Regions from separate parts of the Homo sapiens genome. Here region 2 is linked to region 1. A link is a loop called in an ENCODE intact Hi-C map of the cell type or tissue named here. Cell type or tissue: chondrocyte. All regions are shown on one strand. Links, peaks and the distances in the headings refer to the core of each region. The heading gives the core; the rest is flanking DNA.

What was found. A loop is a pair of places that touch in the nucleus more often than their neighbours do. Peaks named below come from ENCODE experiments on the same cell type or tissue, not always from the same donor. Only the 100,000 strongest peaks of a DNase experiment are listed, where the experiment ranks them.
Region 2: a loop joins it to region 1, with 8 times the contacts of the local background. A loop is called at or near these places in 3 of 110 quality-filtered maps.

The regions. Positions count from the first base shown.
Region 1 is chr20:60,848,925-60,854,299 of GRCh38, reverse strand. No RefSeq gene overlaps it. Among named protein-coding and RNA genes, the nearest start is that of LINC01718, 230 kb to the left of the region's middle. In chondrocyte, for the core only: CTCF peaks have their summits at 2,080 and 2,281 (motif pointing left); no DNase peak of the experiment used is centred there.
Region 2 is chr20:61,894,382-61,899,756 of GRCh38, reverse strand. CDH4 (cadherin 4) reads right to left here. Exons shown (of 16, transcript NM_001794.5): 8 at 4,710-4,847. Among named protein-coding and RNA genes, the nearest start is that of MIR1257, 57 kb to the left of the region's middle. In chondrocyte, for the core only: CTCF peaks have their summits at 3,092 and 3,293 (motif pointing right); no DNase peak of the experiment used is centred there.

The DNA of each region.
Region 1 (5,375 bases), core at 325-5,324:
TCTCCTGGATAGTCCTTTATATACACATATATCCTATTGGTTCTGTCCCTCAGAAGAACCCTGACTAAGAGTCTTAATGAACAGACTTTACTGTGAAGGGCCAGGTTCCAATGCTCTGAGTGATCTCTGAATTTTCTGTCCTTTATTCTGAATCCAGTAGTGACCAAGCCTCCACTTGTACCTTGTTTGTACTTCCTGAATGTCTTTCTTCTGCTCCACCTGGCTGCCCCCACCTGGCACGAGTCTCCTCTGTGCGACTGCATCACTGCAATGGCATCCTCATTGTCTTCCTGCCTGTGAGACTCCTGCTTTCCCTGCCTCCTGCCTGTCTTCTCGTCTCCTCATCCCTGAGCCCATGAGCTGCCAGTGTCTTCTCATTACCTGAGAATTTAATTAAACTTGTTCATTAAGAGAGAGTCATGCAATTGAAATGGCTGTGGGGTTGCAGACTCAACTCTGTCTCTATTTTTGTCCAGCCTTGGACAAGTCCATTTCCTGTTTGTGAACTAGGAACCTCCATCCCTGCTCTTCCCCTCCCACAAGACTGGTTTGAAATTGTGGTGAAACCATATTGATTCTTCTTACAGCCATCCCGTTACTATGTATATACCCAAAGGATTATAAATCATGCTGCTATAAAGGCACATGCACACGTATATTTATTGCGGCACTATTCACAATAGCAAAGACTTGGAACCAACCCAAATGTCCAAGAATGATAGACTGGATTAAGAAAATGTGGCACATGTACACCATGGAATACTATGCAGCCATAAAAAATGATGAGTTCATGTCCTTTGTAGGGACATGGATGAAACTGGAAACCATCATTCTCAGTAAACTATCGCAGGAACAGAAGGCCAAGCACTGCATGTTCTCACTCATAGGTGGAAATTGAACAATGAGAACACACGGACACGACACAGGAAGGGGAACATCACACACCGGGGCCTGTTGTAGGGTGGGGGGAGAGGGGAGGGAAAGCATTAGAAGATATACCTAATGTAAATGACAGGTTAATGGGTGCAGCACACCAACATGGCACATGTATACATATGTAACAAGCCTGCACATTGTGCACATGTACCCTAGAACTTAAAGTATAATAAAAAGAAAAAGAAATAAAAAAGAAATTGTGGTGAAACCAATTGTTTCTCATGTACATAGAATGTCAGAAACAGAATATTGTAGGTGAAGGGGGCTGTGTTTCTCTCCAGCCCACATATGATGGGAGCTAGGATGCAAAACTCCATAAGGAAAGTCTACAGCCCCAGGAGAACCCTGAGCCTTAGGTTGCTCAAAGCCCTTCTTGGGCAGCTTCAAGCTGTTTCCCCTCCTCCCTCTTCTTGGCCTAACCTTGATTCCCACTTTTCCTTTGCACATTTATTTCCCCAGTCGTCACCAACAACCTCCTTATTCCTCTCCATACATTTTAATCAATTCTCTCCCCCTCCTCTTAGCTTCAGTGGCTTCTCTGGCCTTTGCCACTCTCCCTTCCCTCGCCCCGGTATGGATACCACCTGTGTCCTTCTGTTGGCATTTATTCATAACCTCCTTATGCCATTTTGATGTTTTTGTTATATTTACTTACCTTTTTCTAAAAAAAACCTATTTGTTTATTTCCAGAAGTTAGCAACCATGTCATAATAGCTGTGATTTCTTTGTGCCAATTTCAGATCCTGGCACCTGGCAAGAAGGCGAGTGACATTTGTATGAAGGAGTATAATAATCACAGTAATAACCATGACAAAATGATGCAGGTGCTGATAGTAGGTGGTTACTTCTTACAGTTTCCTGGGAAACCATCTCATCTAATCTTCCCAGGCACCGGAAGAGGTGGGTACCATTTACATCTCCACTGTAGATGTGAGAAGGTCTCCCTTCTAAGACTAAGGCCAAAGGGTACATGGTGCATCTCATCAGCCTGGGTTAGAGCTGGAATTCTGAAGAGTCTGACTCCAAAGAATGGACATCATCTCAGCCAGGGATGCTTGTTCAGGAAACCATGGTCTTAAATAAAGGCTTTGCTGAATCTCCTCTTGTTGCCCTTGGGCAACATTTCTGATCTTATTTGTTGGCAATATAAGTAAGATACCGTAAACTTGTTCATCCTGCAAGGATCACAGCAGGGAGAGTTTCACATTTCCAAGCCCTCGTCCAGTTGTGGTTTGCGTGTCTCCTTCTTTCTTCTGTCTGCAACCCAGGCAGACCCCAGAAGTCAGCTCCCCTGCTGCCCACGTCCCCCTCATCCAGGCTGGTGCAAAGTCAGAGGGAACAGTGCCATCTACTGGGACTCCGGCTGAATACCAGCCCAGGTTTGCCCTCTCACTTGTGAACAGGTGCTGCCATATCCTGAGAAGCTCAGGTAGGGGACAGGTGATATTGACAGGTAACAATAGAAGAATGTGACACAGGGCAGTGGGCAAGGGCAGAGACACTTCCCAGAGAAGCCGCCAGGAACCCCCACGCTCAGAGAACCCCCAGTTCTCAAATGCAAGTCAAAGAATGGAGTGGAGCATGTTTTCTTTTAAAGGAGTAAACTATCTTTTTAAAACAATGAACATCTAAGCACCCTTCCTCCACCTGATGAAAATATCTTTATAAAAAGACAATAAAAGACGCGAGATTCTTTGAGAGCACTGGTTTAAGCAAAGACAGGGATTTGCCTGTTGTCTTACAACAAAGTATACTCTTTATGGGCCATTAGTGTGTTACATGTTTTATTAATGGTTGACCCTTACACAGCATACGCAAGCAAGACAAAATGGCATAAAAAACTGAGATGTGTGTTCAATCCTTCTATTAAAATATCAAACAACGTTCACCAACTTTTATCTCCTCCCACATTGTTCAAGTAAAACATGAGGGGAAAAAAGCCACGTTGTAATTACTAACTTGGTAGTTTCTGAACAGGCAACGGGCTTCTTAGTCTTGATAATGAATCCACACTATGGAAAAATAGGGACGGGGCCTTGTGACCTGGGGGTGGCACCTGATCATCCTGCCATTTCAAAAAGAAAGGAAAGGAGAGTTAAAGCCTCTTTCACCAAATTTGGTATCTAGGCATCTAGGCAATGTTAACTAAGTCCAGAAAATATACTGTCTACAACACAATCTGTAGAGTTGACTGCTTCTAAATTGAAAGGTACTGATATCTGTTGAAAGGTTTTCCCACATATCAGTGCAAGTGAAGTGGGGTGGAGCTGTGATCATCTCTGTTCTGTGCCATGGGTGTCAGGTGGAGAGAAGCCAGGGCTGCCCCAGTCATTGGGGAAAGATCAATTGGGTTTCTTTCCACAAATAAAACACCAAACTTGGATATTTTATTGACAGGCCACTTGAGGGATGGGTTGTTTTGTTTTGATTTGCATATTTTCAAGGCCTGGAATGTCTTTTCTGTTTTCTGCTAGGTCATGAATACCCACATTGGAAATGACGTGGAGAACTTGAAATGCATGCTCGCTCCCTTGCGAGACTGCCCCGTGCCAGCTGATCGCTGCAGTCTCTTGGCTCACCATTTTTCCTCTGTGTTTGGGCTAGGATTTGAGCCACGGAAATGGGATGAACTGAATTCTGAGGATGTCCTGCATTCAGAAAGACCCTGCCTGCTAAAAAAAAAAAATCCTATTCCCTTTTGGGTTTTCAGCCAATCGGAATTCTTGTTCCGGTGCTGCCTTCTCAATGGCATCACCTCATTTTACCAAGCACGACTTTAAAATCCTTGATTTGCATCATTGTAATGACCGCTATTAATGACTGGACATCCACTGTGTGCTAGACGTTATGTTCAACATTTTATTTCTAAACCTCAGAGCAACCCTACAGAGTAGGCGTTTTGGGTAAGGTGACTGGCTGGCAAACCGTGTTCTGCTTGAGTTGTTGGACTCTACTCTCTGTTGGGTGAATTGTTGAGACAGCATTACACAGTAGCTAAGAGCATGGCCAACAATAGCATTTTAGCTGAGGTCTAAAGGTGTTTACACTCATTTAGATTCTTTTAGGAGTGTTTTGCTGAAGCTGCAGTAGGCAGACATCTGTGTGAAGTGAGTGTATTTATTACGTATGGCCGAGCGCACCCTGAGTATATACCATATGCCATGCATTGCACTAGGGTAGGCGATGTAGCTTGGAACAGGAGAGACATTTCACCTGACCTCATGGAGTTTCCCATCCAAAGAGGAGAATAAATATTAATCAGAGGAACAGGCAGGCCTTGGTGCCATAAAAAGAATTCAAAACTTTTGGGATGCCATTAAGGGCATTTTGGGCCAATGTCTTTGTGAGATTGATGTTTACAAAAGATGACTTGATTAGAAGATAAAGAATGGGTTGGAGGACCCCAGAATGGTGCAAAGACCTCAGTAAGGCTCCCATGCAGGCGTTTGAGTGGGTTAATTCGGAGACGAGGAAGCTATGATGAGCAAGAATGGTGGCCTGGCATGCAGGGGCCGTGGTTGCAGAAAACAAGGAGTGTTCAAAGAGTCATTCTAAGAGTGGGAGGCAATCTGAGGTTCTCAGTAACTGATAGATGATGGGTGGGGAGTAGGCATTAATGATGACAGAAGGCATTTGTTATGTTTGCTGTAAATGCTGAATGTGTTTTTCTCCCTTGCAAACATTGTTGGGAGAGAAGCTGACAAGGAAGTTGATATTGCAATATTGACCCAGGTTTTTAAAAAGACATCTATTTACTCAAAAGGGAACATAACAAAAATGCCTAACTCTTCTCCCAGCCGGTGAAGAATGCAAGTCCCGGAGCTGCGCACGCTCATGATATGTGATGTGCTGGCCATACAGGACCCATGCCTGGCACATGCCCAGAGGAGGGGACAAGGCCTCCAAGGGATGCTCGGAAGGTTGCCCAGTGCACTAGGGAAAGCTGCTGCAGGGAGAGCTGGCAGAGGTGCAGAGGAGTGCGGATTACAGTACCTCGGGGTGGATTTCAGTCCTGTTACTTAAGAATTCACCTTTACATGAATGGAAAATCCAGGGTGTCAGAGAAAGAGCTCCAAAGTTCTCTAGAGAGGAAAATGAGAAAATCCATCCATAGCCATATATTACATATTGGGGATCTGGAGAGTCTGTCAGACAGAGATGAGTTTTATTTGAAGTAAAGGAAAAACCCACTGATTTGGGGTTTCCAAAGGAACACCATGAAATAAAATCCACCCAGCAATGTCTTCACTTAGGAAGGGGTGCGGAATTTTGTTCCAGTCAGAATTCACCCCCAAAGCCACTCCAGCTTAGGAGAGTCTAAACATTCCACGTTTTATCGTGAAGGTAAATGGTAGAAGCAGCCGATTTCCATACATCTTCACATTTAAAAACAGAAAGTACCATTGGTAAACAGTCATTACAATGGAATAATACCAGAA
Region 2 (5,375 bases), core at 297-5,296, 1.0 Mb before region 1:
TCCCTCTTTATTCAAAAAATATTTAACCTGGGCTGGGTGCGGTGGCTCACACCTGTAATCCCAGCAGTTTGGGAGGCCGAGGTGGGCGGATCACGAGGTCAGGAGATCAAGACCATCCTGGCTAACACAGTGAAACCCCATCACTACTAAGAATACAAAAAATTAGCCGGGCGTGGTGGCAGGCGCCTGTAGTTCCAGCTACTCGGGAGGCTGAGGTAGGAGAATGGCGTGAACCCAGGAGGCGGAGGTTGCAGTGAGCCGAGACCACGCCACTGCACTCCAGCCTGGGCGACAGAGCGAGACTCTGTCTCAAAAAAGAAAAAAATTAACCTGATTTTATTCATGCTTGCTTGGGACGGGGAATAGATCATTCACAAAAGACATACAGTAAAAACAAAATATGTCTTATCATGTATGCATTTTAAACTACAACAATGATATACCACCTCCCTCTTCTTTTCTTTTTTTTTTTTGAGACAGGCTAGTGTGCAATGGTGCAATCTCGATTCACTGCACCCTCCACCTCCCAGGTTCAAGCAGTTCTCTGCCTCAGCCTCTTGAGTAGCTGGGATTACAGGTGCGCACCACCACACCCGGCTAATTTTTTTTTAAAATATATATTTTTAGTAGAGATGGGGTTTCACATCTTGGCCAGGCTGGTCTTGAACTCCGGACCTCGTGATCCACCCACCTTGGCCTCCCAAAGTGCTGGGATTACAGGCTTGGGCCACTGCGCCCGGCCCTCCCTCTTCTTTTAACAGCTGGGGAAACTGGGCTGAGAAGGTTTTGGTGACATTGTTGTAAGCCCCTCACCTATGAAAGACCGAGACGGGACAGGACTCCAGGTCTGTTAAAGCTGGAACCTTGTCTGCTCGCCACCCAGCTCCATGCCCCTGGGATGGGGGTCTGGGCACCACCCATGGCATTTTTAGAGCAGATTTATATTGCTGAAGTCTTAAACTTTCACATAGATCAGCAGTGCTCCCGACGACACCTTGAGGTGGGATTAATTCTAGGTGGAAAGCCGGGATAAAATCCTGCGGCTCAGAGAGGTCCAGCTCTCCGGCCTTGGCTACACAGCAGGCAGGGACCAAGGGTGGGGCCAGGGCTGGGCTTCCTGACTCCAGGGGACCCCCCCTCCGTGAGCATGTGTGTGGATGGGGTGGGGGTGGCCTGGAGGAAGGCCTGTGATGCCAGATCTCCAGGGTCACTCTGTGCTGTCTGGACCTGTCCCTGAGAACTTCACTGCAGGACCCATCGGTGTTAATAGGAGGCTTTGGGGCAGGGTCTGAAGCTTGTGTCCTCTGTGGCCACCAGCTTCTAGCGCAGCAGACCCCATGCTCACCTGCTGGAGGGAGTGCTGAGGGCCGAGGGTCCCCACTCAGCCTCACGTGGGCAGTGCAGCCGCGCTCAGAGCCAGTGAAGGGAAAATAACTTTTAATTAACATTTAGGACTCAGAATCGGATCATGCAAATCCCCTGCATCTCTGTAGCTTCTGCTGATTGTTCTTGATTAGGCTTGGTAAAAATAGCCTGGCGGCATGTGCGGCAGTGTGGCCGGCCTTCGCCATCCTGCTGGCCCCTCTGCCTGCTCCGTCCCACGGTGAGGCATGGACAGTGTCCCGGGGCTCCTGCCTGTCACCCATCTCTAGGAGGACACACCAAGGGCCATCCTAACCCCGAGTATTTACTGACACCCCTTCTCCAGGACCATGCGACCCAGTCACCTGGAAAAGCCACCGCAGGGTGGAGGGAACCCTCCCTGCCAGGGTCATCCGTCCATTGTCCACCCACTAGCATGTCACCCCGCCGGCCTGACCAAAGCAGTGGACTGCAGATCCTCTCCCGGACTGTGTTAGACTGGGAGGTGCCGCAGACACTGGCTGAGAAGCATCTAGACATATCTGCGTACTCCTCAAGAGATGCCGTTCCCCTGCCCCGTGATCTGGGGTCTGGGACCTGCCTGAGGCCCCCTGGAACCAAGGATGGACAATGGCCCATCTCTGGGAGGCGCACGAGGCTGCAGTAGCCTGTGCTTAGCCATTGGAAAAGCACAGAGACGCCTCTCTCTAATAAATGCCATGGGGACCCTCTGCCCCAGTCCCAGGAGGAGGAGCCCCAGGGTGGTGTGGCCGGTCAGCAGTTGCGGCGAGGGTAGCTCAGTGCCAAGGGCTGCTTAGTGCTGGTCAGTGGGGGTGGCTGGTCAGTGCTGGTGGCTAGTCAGTCCTCATGGCTGGTCAGTGTTGGTTAGTGCTGGTCAGTGCTGGTGGCTGGTCATTTCTGGTCAGTGCTGGTAAATGGTGGTGGCTGGTCAGCGCTGGTGGCTGATCAGTGCTGGTCAGTGCTTATGCTGGTCAGTGCTTGTGGCTGGTCCACTAGGTCTAGAAGGGCCTCTGCCTTGGCCTCCCAGAGTCTCGGGATGGGGACCAGAGATGAGGGGTAGGGCTTGCCTCCCAGAGTCTCGGGATGGGGACCAGAGACGAGGGGTAGGGCTTGCAATGGAATGATGGGATTCTCTGAATTTTGGGATTTAGGACCACAATGCCCCTTGTTTATCTTCTGCCCCCCAACGTCTCAGAGAATCAGGCCATCCCCACCTTTCGTTCATGGGGACACAGAGGCAGGAATTCTCCCCTGCAATGTGCTTTAAGTTGCCTTGAGTCAAATGCAGAATTCTGTGGGGGGCTCAGTGTGACTCCCTGGGCTGGCCGTTTTTCAGAGCATGTGCAGGTCAGGGACATCCTGCCGGTTCTCCATCTTCCTTCACAGGGATGCTGGCTCCGAGAAAGGCAGAGACACCTGCTCCACACAATTTGGGTCACCTTCTCCCCTCCCTCCCTGCCATCACTTCCTTTTCTTTCTCGGAGTCAGGGAGGAAGGACAGCTGGGGCTGTCCGGCCAGCTGTGTGGGTGCAGCCCTGCTGCGCTCTTGGGCCTGGACGTTATTATTCTTCAGGGCCCTGGGGTTAGCAGCTGCTTCCCCTATGTCCAGACTCCCCGGCAGCCTGGCCCTGAGCTTTTCCTGACCATTGCTCACTGGCCGGAAGAGAGCAAATAGAGACTGAAGCCAAGAGAGAGAAGCAGGTGTTTTCCAAACCATCTGAACGCCTTCCTGGCCAATTGTATGAGAGCTGTTGCATCCTGGGGCTGCGCCCGGTTAAATGCTCCTCGGGCTCCTGGTTGCCCTGGCCGCTTGCTGCCTGGACTCACTGCCAGGAGCCTGGGGGAGCACCTAGAGCCCCCCTGCCCTGCTGCAGTGGGGCTGAGCTGGCTTCCTTCGCTGTGATCTGCCATCTTCCCACCAGATGGCGTTGTGTGCTCACAGCCACCTCCGCCTGGTGCAGCTGCGCCCCAGGCCTGGGATGCAGGACGCAGGAGGCCCAGATGCGGGACGGCCGCTGTGGCGAGGGGCTCTGGCCTTAGTTGCCTTCTCAGCAAGCCGGCCCACCCACCGGGAGGAGCGTCTCCCTCCTGACCCCATCCCTTCCCCTCTCCCTCTTAGCCTCCCGGAGCCCAGAGTCCTCATCTGTCACTGGGTTGGTCGGGGTTGGCTGGGATCAGAGGCTAGCTCTGCACCCTGGCTGTACCCTGGCCGCACCCTGGCCTCACCCTGGTGCCCGAGGGGCACCTCCACAGATGCAGCTGGTGTGCCACTGTCATTGCTATCATGACTGACACACAGCTCTGCGGGGGCCTAGGCCTGGGGGAGAAGGGGGTGATATGGTGGTAGGAGCAGAGAAGACCCTGAGATCCTGGCATCTCAGGGCCACGGCCACTCTGGGAGCCCTCGCTGACTCTCCCCTCTGCACGTCCCAGCCTGGTGCCTTCGACCTTTCTAGAGGGGCTCCCGGGGCTGGGCCACGTGCCCATGATGTCAGCACTGCCACACGGGGCCCAAAATGACAGCCTGGGGACACCGTGTCACACCCCATGGACCCAGGGAATCACCACAAAGGGTCCTGGTTGGTAAGCAGGGCGACAGCCAAGGCCGGGACCTCCCCAGATCGCTGGGCAGCAGGGAAGTGGGGTCATCAAATGTCTGTCGGCGCAGTGGCCTCTGCAGATTTCAAGGGAAGGGTCCCTCCTGGTGGTGCAGCTGCCCTGCTGGAATCCAGAGGAAGTGGGGGCTGCATGCCTTACAGCCCTGTCTCCACCGTGTTCCCACCAGAGAGAGTTTGGTCCCCTGTGAACTAGGGGCTCGGGGCTCACACTGGACTTTCAACAACATTCAGTGAATGGTCACTCAGGCCCCAGGCAGCCGGTATGGGGCCCAGTCACAACCCCCTTTCTGCCGACAGCAGGCCACAGAGGGTCAGCCAAGTTCCACACACAGGGATGGACCCGCCATGCCAAGGCCCCATCTGGGCATTCCCCAAGCGGGTCCCACACGCAGGCCTTCCAAAGTGGCAGTGACATCAGCCCAGGCAGTACCAGTCAACTCCTCCAGACATCACAGAGATGCCTCCCAGGTGGCAACCGACCTCCGCCGCCGGTCCCCTCCCTGACTGAGCCCCGGCCTCTCTCCTACTGCGCACATCAGGAATCGAGCCACTCCACACAGCAGCCTCCGCTGCCCAGGGCCTTTCTTACACGCTATCTGCCAAGTGCCCGTCAGGCAGAGCCGCAGAGAGAGAGGAGGCTGTGCCGCACGCCAGTGCATTCCTGCCCTGCACGGGCCATGCGTCACTGGGCAGCTTCGAGGGACTCACCGTGCTGGCGGTAAATTCTGGCGGGTTGTCATTCACATCTGTCACCGTGATGATGGCTGTGGCTGTGTTTGAGAGGCCATAGTTGAGATTTCCTTCCATATCTGTGGCCTGAACGATGACTGTGTACTGCTGAACTTTCTGGAAGGGAGACACCAGTTGAGAAAGAACAGAAAATCAGTTTGGGTTTTAATTGACAGGGCACTTATCAAAAGAAATCCGTTTACAGGAACGGAGTTCCTGGAACCGGTTCTCTTTCACTGGGGGCTGTGTGCTGGGCGCAGGGCCCTTTCCAAGCCTCCTGGTTGACACTGCCTGTCGGAGTAAGTTTCTCCTCCCCTTGCCATGCGTTAAGGTGCGGCATGAAGAGGTTTGCCTGTGTTTTCATCTCAGTGGCCCTGCCGTTGATAGGGGCAGATCACGTTTGGTGCCAAGATAGAAGGGAGGAGAACAGGGGAGCCCAGAGGGCACTGGGGTTGCATTCGGTCTAGAAAACCAAGCAGGGACAGTTTGCAAAGGGAGGGATGCCCCACAGACGCGGGTCAGGAGGGACTTCGTTTCTTGAGTGTTTAGCTTGTCCAGCTGAACTACAGGTCAGATATTCAAATGGGAAGAAAAGACAAACCCTTTCCCTTCTCTGTGCAGGTGCGGAGATGCAAGCATGCTTTC